Linked DNA regions of Homo sapiens: region 2 is linked to region 1. The links are chromatin loops, found by intact Hi-C in ENCODE. Cell type or tissue: ovary. All regions are shown on one strand. Links, peaks and the distances in the headings refer to the core of each region. The heading gives the core; the rest is flanking DNA.

Region 1 (8,334 bases), core at 258-8,257:
TTTCTTCTTTCCAACTTCTGACGAGGACGTAATCTCTGGGCTGGTGATGATGGCCTGCAAATTCAAGGGGTGCAGTTTGTGCTAAAAGGCCTTGAGTCCTAAGAGAGGAAAGGGTGGAAGACAGACCTGATACATAGTTTTTGAGAAATTCATCCTTTGTTTCAAAAGTGGGAATGTCAGTATTAGAGTTTAAGTAAGGCAGTCCATAAAGCATTTCATAAGGAGAGAGGCCAGTGTCCTTTTGCGGGGCTGTTTGGACTCTGAACAGGGCAATAGGAAGGCATTTTGTCCGAGGTAGCTGGGTTTTTAAAATTAGTTGGGTTAAATGATTTTTTAAAGTTTGGTTCATTCTTTCTACTTTTCCTGATGAGGGTGGATGCCTTGGTGTATGATATTCCCATTTTATTCCTAGTGCTTGAGTGAGCCCTTTAATAACGAGGGCAGTGAATTGGGTTCTATTGTCTGAATCAGTGTTTTCTATAATTCCAAACCTAGGTATAATTTGTTTTAATAAGGTTTTAACTACATGTTTAGCTGTTGTGTTTGGGAAAGGGATGGCCTCTACCCAGTGGGTGAGATGATCTACTATTATTAATAAATAGTTAACATGGCCTACTGGGGGCATTTCAGTGTAATGAATTTGAATTTTTTGGAATGGCGTTAACCCTGAGTTTTTTCCCCCAAGGGCTTGCATCTTATTTGTTGATTTATTAGTTTTTTTTGCATATTATACAACTATCCACAATTTACCTAGCAAGGGTATAGATTTCTATACACCCATAAACTCCGAGAGCGGCATCACACATAGCCTGGGGACCCCAGTGAGTTCCTTGATGGAGTTGAGACAACATCCCTCTTATGAGAGGTTTAGGCAACATTTCCCTCTCATCTGGTAATATTCGTTTTTCTTCTGAGCTTTCTTTGGCTCCTATTTCATTTAACTTTTCTTGTTTGTTATGGGAAAAGACGGGGACTGTGGCTGGGGGAGGGAGACAAGGAGTTAAATGGAAAATGGGTTCCCGTTGGGGAAGAGGCAGCTTGCTTGGCTATTTGGTCAGCAAGATTATTCCCTCAGCTTCTAAAGGAAAGATTTCTTTGATACCTGGGACGTGAACAACAGCTATTTGTTCTGGCAACTATAGATTTTCTAATACTTGAATTATTATGTCCCTGTGGACTAAGTTACTGTTAATGAGGCCTTGCTCTGTTCAAATTTTTCCAAGGTGTGGACCACTCCAAAAGCATACTTGGAGTCTGTATAAATAGTTCCTTCCTGGTTTTGCAGAAATTTTAAGGCTTGATTTAATGCAAACAGCTCACATGTTTGCGCAGAGCAGGTGCAGACCCGTTATTAGGTAATCTTCCCGATTTTATTTCTGTGAGGATATCTCCGTTTACTACTGAGTACCCGTTATGCCTTTTTTCTTTTATTACTTGCCTCGATTTCCTTCTTTTGACCATACATCTGGATGGATGTATCCTTTATCTAGGGTAGTGAGCAAATTTAGGGAGGGGAGGAATTTTTCTTGGTTAACATAGAGGTCTGGGTTTAATTTTAGCATTAAATCTCTTCCTAAATAGGTTTGTTCCTGCCTCCGGGATTAACAGAAGTTTAATATTTACTGAGCGGTCCTTATATTTAATTTCTGTTTCTTCTAAGATTTTTGCTTTAAACCCCTCTTCTTTTACTCCCGAAATAAAAAGTTTTTCCTGTGAACAAGTTACACCAGGGGGAAGATAACAAACTGAGGAGCGAGCAGCTCCTGAATCAATGAAAAAGGTGATAAGCTCAGGTTTGGGTCCCACCTCTAAATTTATCAAGGGCTCTTGGTGGGACTTGAGGTAAAAAAAAGAGTGGAGCCCTTGACCGCCGTATTCTTCCTCCAAGGTCATGAGTAGAATGACTTCTTTCTCTTTTTCCCATCTGGGACATTCCTTTTTAAAGTGGCCTATTTTTCCACACTTGAAGCATTTGTTTTGCCCTTTTCCCTCTCTACTTTTGGGTTCTTTGGCTGTGCTGTTTTATAGCCTTTATATGGCCTGGAAAGTGGGGGCTTAAGTTCTTTATAGGTTTTGGCCCCTGAGTGTTCTGTTGTGGGGCGGACAGCATGATCCTTGCTTTTTGTTTTTGCTTTTCTTTTCCTCGTCTTTTCGTACATATACCTTTTGAGCGTCTCTCAAAAGCTGCTCTATAGATTTATCTTTCCAGTTCTCTATTTTCTATAACGTGTTTTGTGATGTCTGGCCAACTATTGGTAACAAAATGGAGCTTTAACATCCCCTGCCCAAGAGGGTCTTCTAAACCTAGACCTGCATATATCCTCGCTTGCTCCTTGAGCCTTTCTAAGAACTCTGTAGGTCCTTCATCCTTCCCTTGTTGTATATAGAAAGCTTTGGGAATGTTTTGGATGCGGAATACAGATTTTTGAGTTCCTTTAATTATCAGTTCTCCAAGGTCTTGCATATTCCTCCAGTAGGCTGCGTTGTTACTATCCCATTGAGGATCTGTGGCCGCAAGTTTTTGCTCAGCTGCTGGGACGTTCTGACCTGGGGGATGCTCACGTTCCCAAATTGTCATAGCAGCCCTGCGAATCATGCTCCTGTCTTCTCCTAAAAAGCGAATACCTAGGATAGACATTAGCTCAGCCCAAGTATATATCTGGGGTCTGAGAAATTGATTAATCTGGTCAGCCACTATATAAGGGTCACTTAAGAGTGGTTTGAGCTCCCTTTGTAGGTTTCGGACCTCTGAGCTAGTTAATGGAGCATTTAGCCTCCTCTGAGGGGCACTTCCCTTAAGGGGAAGAGAGTTGGAGCTAACTCTTTAGAAGTGGTGGGGAAAGGGAAGTTTTGAATATCCTTTTTACATTGTTCTGTCTCGCACCGAAGTCTTCCTGGGGGAGGGCCCTGAGGCTGGGAATGATTCCAGGAGTTAGGATTATAAAGAGGGGGCACAACGTGAGTCGGGGGAAGGGTCCAGGGCGGCTGCCTGAGGGGGAGGGAGGTGAGAGGTATCTGGCTGAGGCAGATGGTCTAAAGGATCCCATGTGGGTTGCTTAGGGGTGGGGGCCTTAGTTTCTATAGGGTAAGTAGTTTCTGGCTTATTCTTACTGGCTTTGAGGGGGTAGAGGTGGACAGGCCCCTGCCGTCAGCACAGGGCATAGCGTATCTCCTCCTGAGGGACAGGACTCTTGTTATTCACATACTCTATTAAAAGTTGACAAATCCAATCCTCATTTGACCCAAACTGTAGCCAGAAAACTGATGGTTTGAGGATAGTTTCCTTAGTCCAAATAAAACAACAGTATTTTATCATTTGTTGCTTTTTCTTATTTTTAGTCCTTTCATTATCTTTCCAGTATTTTAGCAGGAGACCTAAGGGGCTGTCCCGGGAAATTCTATTGTCTTGCTTGGGGTATTTCGCATCCTGGAGAAGGTGTTTTTTTGAGTTTGTGAGGCTCAACCTCTCTTACTAGAGATTTCTTGCACCCTTTCTTTTTTTCTTTTTTTTTTTTTAAGGTGGAGTCTTGCTCTGTTGCCCAGGCAGGAGTGCAATGGCACGATCTCCGCTCACTGCAGCCTCTGCCTCCTGGGTTCAAGCGATTCTTCTGCCTCAGCCTCCCAAGTAGCTGGGACTACAGGCACACACCACCACACCTGGCTAATTTTTTGTATTTTATTTATTTATTTATTTCCTTGGTAGAGATGGGGTTGCACCATGTTGGCCAGGCTGGTCTTGAACTCCTGACCTTGTGATCTGCCTACCTCAGCCTCCCAAAGTGCTGGGATTACAGGCATGAGCCACTGCGCCTGGCCTCTTGCACTCTTTCTTTAGAGGCCCAACCCCCCTTACTTGAGATTTCTTGCATTCTTTTGCTTCTGCTTAATCCTTCTCTGGCTGCTTCCTTTGTGGGAATTTTCAGGTCCCCCTTAGCGTTGGTGGGTCGGTATGATCCCCCGACAGGCAAGACAGGCAAGCTGTCCTAAGCTGTATGAGGTGACCACGGAACCACAGATCCGGACTCCACACTCAATTGTGCGTCTCATTCACACACTTTCAACCTCCAGGATGTCCTGACCACCAAGGAAATACTGCACTGCCATTGTGTTTTTTCTTAACCTTTGTCTCTGCACAGAGTTACCTGGTCACTGTGGTATTTGTAGGCCTTTTTCTCCCGCGTTGCTAAGCGTCCGGGTTTATTCGTCACACCAGGTGGGTCTCGATCCCTAACCCTTGAGGCCACCACAACGAGGCAGTGGGACCTGTCTCCTCACGAGTGAGGACTGGAGACCCTTCCCCAGAGGAGAATGGGAATCCTGGATGGGCCCCCAGATTGTTGGGAACAAGTAAGCTGTGCTCAAGAGAAAAACTAGCACTGAGACAAAGGATTTCTCAGCAAGGCAATTTACTTTTGCAGAAGGGTGCCGCCTGCATCTGTTACGACTGCAAGAGCACACTGAACAAAGGAGGGAAGGGGTTTTTATCCCTAACGCAGTTCCTGTCGGTGTCCTTCCCCTGTTGGCTAGGATTGGACTGTACAATCTAAACTGATCCCAGTTGGCTAAGACTTAAAACTTTTTTGAATAGGATAAACGCATGATTTGTAAGAGAAAGAGGGGATAGGAGCAGTCTGTCTGTTACAGTACAAGGTATGTCTGGACTTGTGTGAGCATGTCAGGGCACAACAAGAGCAGGAGGGTTGTTTGCAGGCCAGAAACAAGAGAGTATAAGGAGGTTGGGCTTCTGAACAAAGAACAAGGACGTTACACAGTTAAACCCTTTGAAGAGGAATTCATCATCTCTGGCGCTAGTATTGTTGCAGGATTCAGGAGGACGAGAGAGAGATCTCGGGTTAAAACAGGAGAATCTTTTATTGAGTGCACTCAGGCCCAGCAGATTCACACCCAAAGGTTGGGCTCAGAACAAAGACAGCACTTGACTTTTATACACACTTCACAGAAGGGGGTGGGCTAGCTAAAGCAAGCTTATAGTGGCGTGAAAGCAGGGATACAGAGGTGGGACAAAGACAGTTAATTAAATCGTTACAGGTTCATAACTCAGGATTGCACATAACTGTTGCTATGCAACCCAGATGTCCGTTATCTGTGTTTGCCTAGGCATGGACTTATCCTATAACCTTCACTGTGGTGCCCGGGCAGCTGTAGTTCCGGCCTACTCAGGCTTTTCATGACCTTCATTGTATTTCTTAGATAAAACAATACTTGAAGTCACTAGTTACAGAGAACAGGAATCTATAAACTCATTCTATAAAACAAAGAAAAATTTGTTTTTTCTTCTCCCTGTGTTGAGGGAGTGCTGGGAAAGTCTCCAGAGCACATTAGATAATATTATCAAGACTTTTCCTGGGTCTCGGCTGTGCCTGTTGCTGCCTCTGGGACAAATCAGCCTAATACAGGAAAACTTATTTCTCTTTCTTTTAAATTTTATTTTTCTTTAATTTCCGGCCTCCGTGTAGCTGAGCCCAGGGCTTTTTATGGGCTCAGAATAGGGAGTGTGTGCTGATTGGTTTGTGAGTATGCAAAAAAGGTTAAAGTGAAGACACCACTCAAAGGTGGGCATGATAGTGTAGAAAACCAATTAGGAGACTGGACATGGTGGCTCATGCCTGTAATCCCAGCACTTTGGGAGGCCAGGGTAGGTGGATCACCTGAGGTCAGGAGTTTGAGACCAGCCTGACCAACATGGTGAAACCCTGTCTCTACTAAAAAGGCAAAAATTAGCTGAGCGTGGTGCTGCACACCTGTAATCCCAGCTACTCAGGAGGCTGAGGCAGGAGAATCACTCAAACCCAGCAGGCAGAGGTTGCAGCGAGCCGAGATCATGCTATTACACTCCAGCTTGGGCAATAAGAGCGAAACTCAGTCTTGAAAAAAAAAAAGTAAACCAATTAGGAAAGGATAGGTATATGTAAAATAGGTGAAAGACGGATCAATCAGAGGAAACTGTGCCAAATGAGAAGGTGGGTTCTCAGTCCCGTGTGAGGATTTACCCAGGACTCTCTCCAGATTGAAGGTTGGATTTCACTGGGGACCTGCTCCTGTCTGCCTAGGCATTTGTCTGCCTCCTGCCTCTATCAGTATGTTTGTTAAAATTGATGAACTAATATTGACAACATTATTTTTTCCCCACTGGATGTCTCTTACACAATAATTATGGTTTTTTGTTTGTTCGTTTGTTTTTGAGACAGAGTCTCGCTCTGTTGTCCAGGCTGGAGTGCAATGGCAGAGTCTTGGCTCACTGCATCCTCCACCTCCCAGGTTCAAGTGATTCTCCTGCCTCAGCCTTCTGAGTAGCTGGGATTACAGGTGCCTACCACCATGCCCGGCTAGTTGTTGTATTTTTAGTAGAGACGGGGTGTCTCCATGTTGTTCAGAGTGTTCTTGAACTCCCAACCTCAGGTGATCCGCCCACCTTGACCTCCCAAAGTGCTGGGATTACAGGCGTGAGCCCCTGCACCTGGCCAATTATGTTATTTTTAACTAGAATCTGTAGTTTAGGTTCACTCTGTGTTGTACATGTCTTTGGATTTTGACGATGCAACTTTACACATCCTTAGAAATCCTTCTGATTAAGAATGAAGCAAAGACATTTTTTCTTCAACTTAAGTTTATTATTTTTTCAAATGGTTACTAAGTTATTAGGACATAAATGCTTTTTAAATTGTTTGGACATAGTAACTTAATAAATCATCAATTTTTTTGGTCTTGAGGCACCATGAAAGTTACTGAGACATCAAGGAACACATGTGACAGTGCTGAAGGACAAATGTACCCAGATGAGCTGGTCAGGAATGTCTGAGATGATTATGTTCAGGACAGTGAGCAAATTTAAAACATAGAGCCCCCGGGCTGATGTCTGAGATGTCCGTATTGAGATCGTTCAGAAATGTAACAGACAGTAGAATAATGATGGGCCTTATTTTTCTAATTTAAATTTAAATGCAAAAGATACAATTGATCAGGCATACTAGATTATACTTTGAATTTCATTTGAAAGCTCAGTAACTCTATGTCAGCCTATTAAATAGTGTTAACAAAAGTTTCCAGGTAGTCTTGGCTGGAAATTCTTGAAGAAGAATACATTAAAAGTACTTTAAGAGAAAATATTCCAGAAGACCTTGTTAAACCAGTTTTAGCTATGGTTAGTTGCATGTATGTTAGTTTCAGCAAGGAGAGAGGGAATAGTGTTTGTCTTTAACTAGAACAATCTGAAACTGACCCCCTCTTAAAACATTATATCTAATGCTAGATCTGAATAGTAGTCTTGCTTTAGCCAAATGTAGACATGCTAGTGTTTTAGCAGATGATTATTTTTCTTTTGAGCATAATTTTTTGTTTTTATTCTTGTTTTGTGCTTATAGCAGTGGTTCAAAACTTAGAAGCTGTAATCCTCTGCTGGATACTGTGAAATAACTGACATATACCTAGTTCTTTTGTATGGACCAGGAACAATTTTGACAGGACACATGGCTGTCCTATGAAGAGTATAAAATCATAGCCACTGTCATTGGGGGACAGAGTTGGGGGTGTCACAGAGCTGTCAAATTAGGTTTGGTGGGTAATGCCCTAGTTCTTTGCTAAGATTTGCTTGCCTGCCCCTTTGTACTCGTGGCTTTTTCCCTTTCTTCCCCTCCCCCCCCCCTTTTTTTTTTGAGTGCAGTGTTCATGCACTAGCACTTGTTTCTAGGACCCAAAGGTTTAGGGAAATTTATGGCAGAAAATCTTAAAGCGGATGGAGCTGTATTTAGTAGCAGCTTCTCTTGCTCTTGAGGAGGAGACCGTCGTCAGTAATTTTGGTTCATAGCACTCCCATCCCACCTGCCACTCAGAGCTGCAAGAACACGGCCTTCCAGAATAGAGTCAAACACAGTGTGGGTGTCACTAACTTGAGTTATTTTAAGAGGTCAGGAAACAAACCTACTACTGTGTGTTTTTTGACATTATTTTAAAATATAATGTGGATAAATCAGATGAGTGACCTCTCTGTGGAATTAAAACTTTTTACGTGTGAAGTTTTTAATTTTGTGGGTAATTTTTTCAAGGTCCTTTAGAATTGTGTCACTGTTGCCTGCTAATAAAGTCATGTGAAGGTCTCTGTTAAAGCAGTGGTCCCCAGCCTTTTTGGCACCAGTGACTGGTTTTGTGGAAGACAGTTGTTCCACGGATTGTGGGGTGAAGGGGGATGGTTTCGGGACGAAACTCTTCCACCTCAGATCATCAGGCATTGGATTCTCTTACGGAGCATGCAGCTTACAGAGCGTGCAGCCTCAATCCCTTGTGTGTGCAGTTCACAATAGGGCTCTCACTCCTGTG
Region 2 (8,334 bases), core at 76-8,075, 60 kb after region 1:
TTCCTGAGGTCTCCCCAGCCATGTGGAACTGTGAGTCAATTAAACCTCCCTGGCTGATAAATTACCTAGTCTCGGGTAGTATCTTTATGGCAGTGTGGAAATGGACTAATACAGCAGGTGATCTGGGAATGGAGGGGAAATACTTCTGGGAATGTCACTGATCTAAAACCTGTCTGTAGTGGGGTTGGATGACGAGCCACGCTGGTGAACCGATTTCCTGATCCTCAGGGATTCCTGCAGGGGTGGCCCAGGTTCCTGCTCTAGGACATGGGGATGTATGGGCCCGCTTGTCTGGTTCCAGCCTTTGGGGCCTGCTGAGATTTGCTGGGGCCGCAGGAAGAGGAGCAGTTGGCTTCTTGCTTGAGAACTTTTCAAGAACATTTTCAGGGTGTAGATGAGTGAAGGACCCACATGCTGCTGTGCTCCTAGTTTATGAACTACTGATCTTTGCTGACTCTATGGAGAGAGCAATGGATGGAAGGGATGGAAGGCCCTTTGCTTTTGAAAGCAAAATAGAGAACATCTGAGCTATGCAAGAAGAGCAAGGACAGGGACCTATTGTAATTCTGTGCACGGCCCCCTCTTGACATTCTCCACTCCTGTGGAATTTGGTTTTACGACCACAGGACTAAGCTAATTAGGACTTAGCTGAGGAGATGGGCCGTGTTTCCCTGTGCTCAGATGGTGACGGTGTTGTGCACCTTCTCTTGCCACAAGATCCAGAGTCAATGAAGACAGGACTCCAGAGTGTTTGCACAGAAGCCGGGTCTTCCAGCCAAAGTGGATTCTGTGTGATTACAAGTTTGCTAGTAATGCCACCCTGGTTTATTTATTTTAATTTATTTTATTTTTTTAAACAGCAAAACCAAAATGAAGCAATTGAATTGGGTTTCACAATAATGAAGGAAAAGCCTTGTGTCTATTTTGTTTGTTTGTTTGTTTGAGACGGAGTTTCGCTCTTGTTGCCCAGGCTGGAGTGCAGTGGCGCCATCTCGGCTCACTGCAACCTCCGCCTCCCAGGTTCAAGCGATTATTCTCCTGCCTCAGCCTCCCGAGTAGCTGGGATTACAGGCACTGGCCACAATGCCCGGCTAATTTTTTTGGTATTTTTAATAGAGATGGGTTTTCACCATGTTGGCCAGGCTGGTCTCGAACTCCTGACCTCAGGTGATCCGCCCACCTCAGCCTCCCAAAGTGCTGGGATTACAGGTGTGAGCCACCACGCCCAGCCCTTGTGTCTGTTTTTTAATTAAAATTTTGATGGAGATAATTGTAGATCCACATGCAATTGCAAGAAATCACACTGAGAAATTCCTTTGACCCTTTACTCATTTTCCGCCAATGGCAACATCTTGCAAAATTATAATTCGCTACCACAACCAGGCTATCAATGTTGGGACAATCCACCAGTCTTATTATTTATTTATTTATTGAGACAGAGTATCACTCTGTTGCCCAGGCTGGAGTGCAGTGACGTGATCTCAGCTCACTGCAACCTCCGCTTTCCAGGTTCAAGTGATTCTCCTGCTTCAGCCACCCGAGTAGCTGGGATTACAAGTGTGCAGCACCACGCCCAGCCAATTTTTGTATTTTTAGTAGAGACCGGGGTTTCGCCATGTTGGCCAGGCTGGTCTCGAACTCCTGACCTCAAGTGATCCACCTGCCTTGGCCTCCCAAAGTGCTGGGATTACAGGCATGAGCCACTGTGCCCAGTCCCAATTTTTTTTTGATGCCTGCTCCTTCTGAGGCAGGTGTACTGATTTTTATGTGGACGTAAACTTTCGTTTTTCCAGGCAGTACAATAGCCGCCGTGTCATGTGGTAGTTAGTTGCGTGTTTTGTTTGATAAGAAACTGCTGTCCTGGCGCAGTGGCTCACGCTTGTAATCCCAGCACTTTGGGAGGCCAAGGCAGGAGGGTCACATGAGCTCAGGAGTTTGAGACCAGCCTGGGCAACATGGTGAAATCCCATCTTTACTAAAAATACAGAAAATTAGTCAGGCATGGTGGCATGTGCCTGTGGTCCCGGCTACTTAGGAGGCTGAGGTGGGAGGATCACTTGAGCCCAGGAGGTCAAGGTTGCAATAAGCCGACATCACACCACTGCACCCCAGCCTGGGTAACAAAGTGGGATCCCGTCTCAAAAAAAGAAAAGAAACTGCCAGACTGTTTTCCAGAGTAACTGTACTGTTCCCGCCAGCAGTGTGTGCGTGATCTTATTTCTCTGCATCCTCATTAGCATTTGGTGTTGCCACCATTTTTTGTTTCAGCCGTTCTGATAGTTAACGCAGTGATATCTTATTGTAGTCGTAATGTGAATTTCCCTAATGGCTCACGATATTGAACGTCTTTTCACGTGCTTATTTGCCATCCGTATATCCTTTTTGGTAAAATATTTCATATCTCTTGCCCATGTTCTAATTACATTCTTTGATGCTTTTCTGTTGAATTACACTGAGGGAGGTAAGGGAACCAGCCAAGCAGATTCCCTGGAGAAGAACATTCCAGAAAGAGAGAAGAGCTAATTTAAAGGCCATGAGACAGGAGTTCAGGGTGTTCAAGATAAAGCACCAGAGTCAGTGTAGCCGGGCGAGTGAGCTGCGGGAGAGGGAGGCACATTCACCAAATAATTCATGGCCACCCCCATAACCGGCCCCGCTACAGACAGGCGGCACCGCGCAGTTGGCCCAGGCCCCCACGACGGGAAGGAACGTGGGCCACTCCTGGGCAGAGGCATGAGGAACAGGTGAGCGATGCCTGGCCTGCCTTCTGCTTCTTGATGATGGCTGGAGGCCACGCATTGAGTTTGTTGAAACAAGATTGTGGCAGCCTGGATGGGTGAGTCACCGCGTGGAGCCGCTGCTGCTCTGGGGAGCTGCCTGGCTCGCTCTGGACTTAGCGTGAGCGAGAAGTAAATCTGTAGTGTATCGTGTCTTGGAGACATCAGGGCTTATTTGTCACCACTGCAAAAATGAGTTCATTCTGACAAATACAGGGATGAGGTCAGCAAAATGAGTTCATTCTGACAAATACAGGGATGAGGTCAGCAAAAATGAGTTCATTCTGACAAATAGAGGGATGAGGTCAGCAAAAATGAGTTCATTCTGACAAATACAGGGATGAGGTCAGCGGGACTTGGCGGGTGTGGGGGGCCGGTCAGGTCCTGCAAGGCCTTATGGGTCTTGGTAAGGACACCAGCTTTTTGGCTTGAGTTCTGAGTGAGATGGGAAACAGCTGCCTTTTCTCATTTGACTTTGACTTCCTCCCCTCAACCCCACCTGCTGCAATGAAAGTCGTAATATTTATGAGGTCAAAGGTATTCTCTTTCTCAGTAGCCTCTGGGTTTTGTATCAGCTTGGAAACGACTTTTGCATGTTTAATTCTCCTCCTACCTTTTTTTCTCGTACTTTCATGGCTTTTTAAAATTTTATTTTTATTTTGTTTAGAGGCAGAGTCTCACTCAAGGCTGGAGTGCAGTGGTGCCATCTCGGCTCACTGCAACCTTCCCCTCCGAGTTCAAGTGATTGTCGTGCCTCAGCCTCCCAAGTAGCTGGGATTACAGGCACGTGCCATGATGCCCAGCTAATTTTTGTATCTTTAGTAGAGACAGGGTTTCACTGCGTTGGCCAGGCTGGTCTCGAACTCAAGTGATCCTCCTGCCTCGGCCTCCCAAAGTGCTGGGATTACAGGCGTGAGCCACCGCACCCGGCCTTCATGGCTTTATTTTTTTACACTGAAATCTCTGATGCATCTGGTGGGTTTTGTGTAAGGAGTGAGGTCGAGCTTTTAATGAGTCCTAAATGGTCCTCTAGATTCAGTGTCTGCATGACAAAGCTTATGGCCAGCTCTTTGAAACTCTGGAGAAACCCTTTAGGGAACTGATGCTGGGTCTAGGGTGGGAAGGGCATCGGGGTGGTGAGAGGAGCCCCAGCAGATCACCAGGGAGGGCCAGGGCCGGCTGGGTGGCTGCCTGGGACAATTAGACAATTATGAGGAGTGTGGTGGCCAGGCGTGGTGGCTCATGCCCGTAATCCCAGTACTCTGGGAGGCCAAAGCGGGTGCATCACCTGAGGTTAGGAGTTCGAGGCCAGCCTGGCCAACATGGTGAAAACTCCTCTCTACAAAAAATTAGCTGGGTGTGGTGATGGGCACCTGTAATCTCAGCTACTTGGGAGGCTGAGACAGGAGAATCACTCGAACCTGGGAGGCGGAGGTTGCAGTGAGCGGAGATCACACCATTGCACTCAAGCCTGGGCAACAAGCGCGAAACTGTCTCCAAAAGAAAAAAAAAAGGAGTGTGGAAATAACCCAGGAATAAAAAAAACACAGTGCTAACATCACATTGTGTAGCCCCAGCGTGAAGGGGTTTTTGGCCACCACAGGGAGCAGAATGTCCTTTGGTGGACATGACAAGAGTCTTTTCTGAGGCACCCTGTCTGCGGCACAGCTGCCTGGGTGCCCGAGGAACAGCCCTGTGTCAGCATTTAGTCCGCTGAAACATGCAGCTAAATAACCAGCCGGCTGTCTTCCGAGAACAAGTGATTTATTTTTATTGCTTCATTTTTAAACACTTCAACATGCCTCCCAAGAAGCTGTGTGGTTTGGAAAAGCGTAAGAGAAAGCTGAAGAGAAAATGCAAGCTGGAGAAAAGTGGGGATGCTTTGCTGACACATTCTTCCGGAAACCAGCTCGGCTCTGCCAGGCGTGTGTTTTTGGCCAGTGCCATTTCCGGGCCCCTGGAGTTGATGGACATTTCCTGTGCGGGGTCTGATTCCCACTACAGATTTGAAAGAGGCATGCAGATTTTTATTTTAAAAAAAACTAAATAGAACCTGGTAGCCAGACATGGTGGCGCGAGCCTGCAGTCTCAGCTACTTATGAGACTGAGGTGGAAGAATCGCTTGAGCCCAGGATGTGGAGGTTGTAGCGAGCCAAGATTGCAGCACTGCACTCCAGCCTAGGTGACAGAACAAGAGACCCTCTCTCAAAAAACAAACAGGCTGGGCATGGTGGCTCATGCCCATAATCCCAGCAGTTTGGGAGACTGAGACAGGTGCATCACCTGAGGTCAGGAATTCGAGACCAGCCTGGCCAACATGGCGAAACCCCCTCTACTAAAAATACAAAAATTAGCCAGGCGTGGTGGCAGGCGCCTGTAATCCCAGCTGCTCAGGAGGCTGAGGCAGGAGAATTGATTGAACCTGGGAGGCGGAGGTTGCAGTGAGCCGAGATTGTGCCACTGCACTCCAGCCTGGGTGACAAGACCGAAACTGCGTCTCAAGAAAAAAACAAAAAACAAAACAAAAGCCCAAAACAAAAAACCCAAAATAAAAAAAACAAACTAAAGAATATTGGTTTTTCTGTCTCTCAAAATATGTAGTGAACATCTCTCAATCTAAGGGGCATTGTAGTGTTAGCCAGCTGAGGTAAAAAGGCAAGACCCATTCGTCTCCAAGTGTCCTAGCTGGGGCTCTTAAAGAACCAGCAAGGCCAGGTGCAGTGGCTCATGCCTGTAATCACAGCACTTTGGAAGGCCAAGGTGGGAGGATCATTTGAGCCCAGGAGTTCAAGACCAACCTGGGCAACATAGGGAGACTTTGTCGCTACCAAAAAAATACAAAAAAATTAGCCGGCCATGGTGGCATATGCCTGTAGTCCCAGCTATTTGGGAGGCTGAGGTGGGAGGATTGCTTGAGCCTGGGAGGTCAAGGCTGCAGGGAGCTGTGATGGCACCACTGCACTCCAGAGAGAGACCCTGTGTCAAAAAAGAAAGAAAGAAGGAAGGAAAATGAAGGAAGGAAAAAAAAGGAAGGAAAGAAAGGAGAGAGAAAGAAAAGAGAGAGAAAGAAAACAGAAGAGAAAAGAGGCTGGGTGCAGTGGCTCATGCCTGTAATCCCAGCACTTTGGGAGGCTGATGCGGGCGGATCACCTGAGGTCAGGAGTTCAAGACCAGCCTGGCCAACGTGGCGAAACCCCATCTGTACTAAAAATACAAAAATTAGCTAGGCATGGTGGCAGGCGCCTATAATCCTAGCTACTAGGGAGGCTGAGGCAGAATTGCTTGAACCCAGGAGGCAGAGGTTGCAGTGAGCCAAGATCACACCACTGCATTCCAGCCTGGGTGACAGAGCAAGACTACGTCTCAAAAAAAAAAAAAAAAAAAAAAAAAGGAAAAGAAAGAAAGAGACTGATTTAGTGATTTAGTTTGGCTCTATGTTCCCACCCAAGTCTCATCTCCAATTGTGATCCCCATAATTCCCATGTGTTGAAGGGGGGACCTGGTGGGAGGTGATTGGGTCATGGCAGCGGTTCCCCTATACCGTTCCCGAGATAGTGAGTGAGTTCTCAGATGATCTGATGGTTTTATAAGGGCCTCTTCCTCCTTCGCTCATTCACTCTCTCTTGCCTGCTGCCATGTAAGACATGCCTTTGCTTCTCTCTTGCTTTCTGCCATGATTGTAAGTCTCATGAGGCCTCCCCAGCCATGTGGAACTGTGAGTCAATTAAACCTCTTTCCTTTATAAATTACCCAGTGTCAGGTATTTCTTTAGAGCAGTGTGAGAACGGACTCATACAGAAACCAAAAAGAAGGCAGAATGGAGGAAAGACAGCAGGTCCAGGACTTGGTCACCTTGATGCCCCAGTGTGACCTTTTGTCCCACTGAGTTCCCAGCGCTGGCTGTCACATGCTCAGGGCTCAGCCATCTGCTCCTCATGCAATCTCCAGTGTTTGCAGAGCAGGAGGATGTTTCCAAGGAAATCCTACTGGAATATCACCAGAGTTCCCTGGAAGGCATCAGGGACAGTGGTGAGCTTGGCAGTGAGCCTTCTCCACCTCCCTAGTTCAGGTCCTGCCCACCGAGAGTTAGGGACGGTCTTGGTGCTGTTGGGCCGTCCTGACCACCGTGGCAGCCAGCAATGGGCTGGGTTTGTCTATGGCAGGTTTCTCAGCAGGCACGGCTGACATGCTGTGCAGGGTCATTCTCTGCGGGGGGAGCCGTCCTGTGTGCACTCTAGGATGTTTAGCAGCGTCTCTGGCCTCTACCCACCAGATGCCACTAGCACCCACCCAGCTGTGACAACCAACAATGTCTCCAGACACTGTTTTTTTTTTTTTGTTTTTTCAAGACGGAGTCTTGCTCTGTCACCCGGGCAGAAGTGCAGTGGTATGATCTCAGCTCACTGCAACCTCCACCTCCTGGGTTGGGTTCAAGCGATTCTCCTGCCTCAGCCTCCCGAGTAGCTGTGATTACAGGCACCCACCACCACGCCTGGCTAATTTTTAAATTTTTAGTAGAGAAAGGGTTTCACCATGTTGGCCAGGCTGGTCTCGAACTCCTGATCTCAAGTGATCCTCCCAACTCGGCCTCCCAAAGTGCTAGGATTGCAGGTGTGAGCCACCGTGTCCAGCCAGACACTGTTTAATGTTCCCCATGTGGGCAAAACTGCCCCTAGCTGAGAATCATTGATCTAAACTAGCACTTTTATGACTGAGAGGATGAAACTGAGGCCCGGAAAGGTTAAGACACTTGACTGAAGTCACACAGTGAGCCCCTGGGATGGAGCTGGGGCTGGGCCCCTAGCACAAGCTCCCAGATTGGGGCTCCATCTTCGGAAATGGGGCAGCAGGTGTGGTGTGCGTGATTCTGATGAAAGATGAGACTGGAATCCACCTAAGGTTGAAATCTCCCACAGACGACCCTGAGATCACAATGCTCAGACAGGACAGACATTAATCTCCTTGGTGGTACAAAGAGCCAAGGTGATTCAATTCCAGGCCCCTGCAGAAGCTTTTTCCAAGGGCTTGGCAGGTGTAGACACTCTTCCACCAGATCCTGCCCTCGTTAGCATAATCTGAGCAGCTTCTCCTAAGATGGAAGGTCCACGCCCTGATGGGGCAGAGAACACAGGCTTCCAGATCAGGAACTGGGACTCTGGGGCCAGATGGCAAAGGGTTCACTTCTGAATAATGCCAGCATCCATCCTATTTCTCTCGCTTAGCTTTATGGTGGTGTCTTCATTGTCAATATAAAAAACACTTCAGGCCAGGCGCGGTGGCTCACGCCTGTAATCCCAGCACTTTGGGAGGTTGAGGCGGGCGGATCATGAGGTCAGGAGATCGAGACCATCCTGGCTAACCCGGTGAAACCCCGTCTCTACTAAAAATAGAAAAAATTAGCCAGGCGCAGTGGTGGGTGCCTGTAGTCCCAGCTACTCGGGAGGCTGAGGCAGGAGAATGTCCTGAACCCGGGAGGCGGAGTTTGCAGTGAGCCGAGATAGCGCCACTGCACTCCAGCCTGGGCGACAGAGCGAGACTCCATCTCAAAAAAAAAAAA

The links. Peaks named below come from ENCODE experiments on the same cell type or tissue, not always from the same donor. Only the 100,000 strongest peaks of a DNase experiment are listed, where the experiment ranks them.
Region 2: a loop joins it to region 1, with 2.9 times the contacts of the local background. A loop is called at or near these places in 2 of 110 quality-filtered maps.

The regions. Positions count from the first base shown.
Region 1 is chr17:77,170,403-77,178,736 of GRCh38, forward strand. All of the region lies in intron 3 of SEC14L1 (SEC14 like lipid binding 1), which reads left to right. Among named protein-coding and RNA genes, the nearest start is that of SEC14L1, 34 kb to the left of the region's middle. In ovary, for the core only: no CTCF peak of the experiment used is centred there; no DNase peak of the experiment used is centred there.
Region 2 is chr17:77,231,006-77,239,339 of GRCh38, forward strand. No RefSeq gene overlaps it. Among named protein-coding and RNA genes, the nearest start is that of LACAT1, 19 kb to the right of the region's middle. RefSeq lists enhancers at 2,218-3,417, 4,542-4,836. In ovary, for the core only: no CTCF peak of the experiment used is centred there; DNase peaks (open chromatin) are centred at 4,447 and 4,716; H3K4me3 peaks cover 610 bases; H3K27ac peaks cover 355 bases.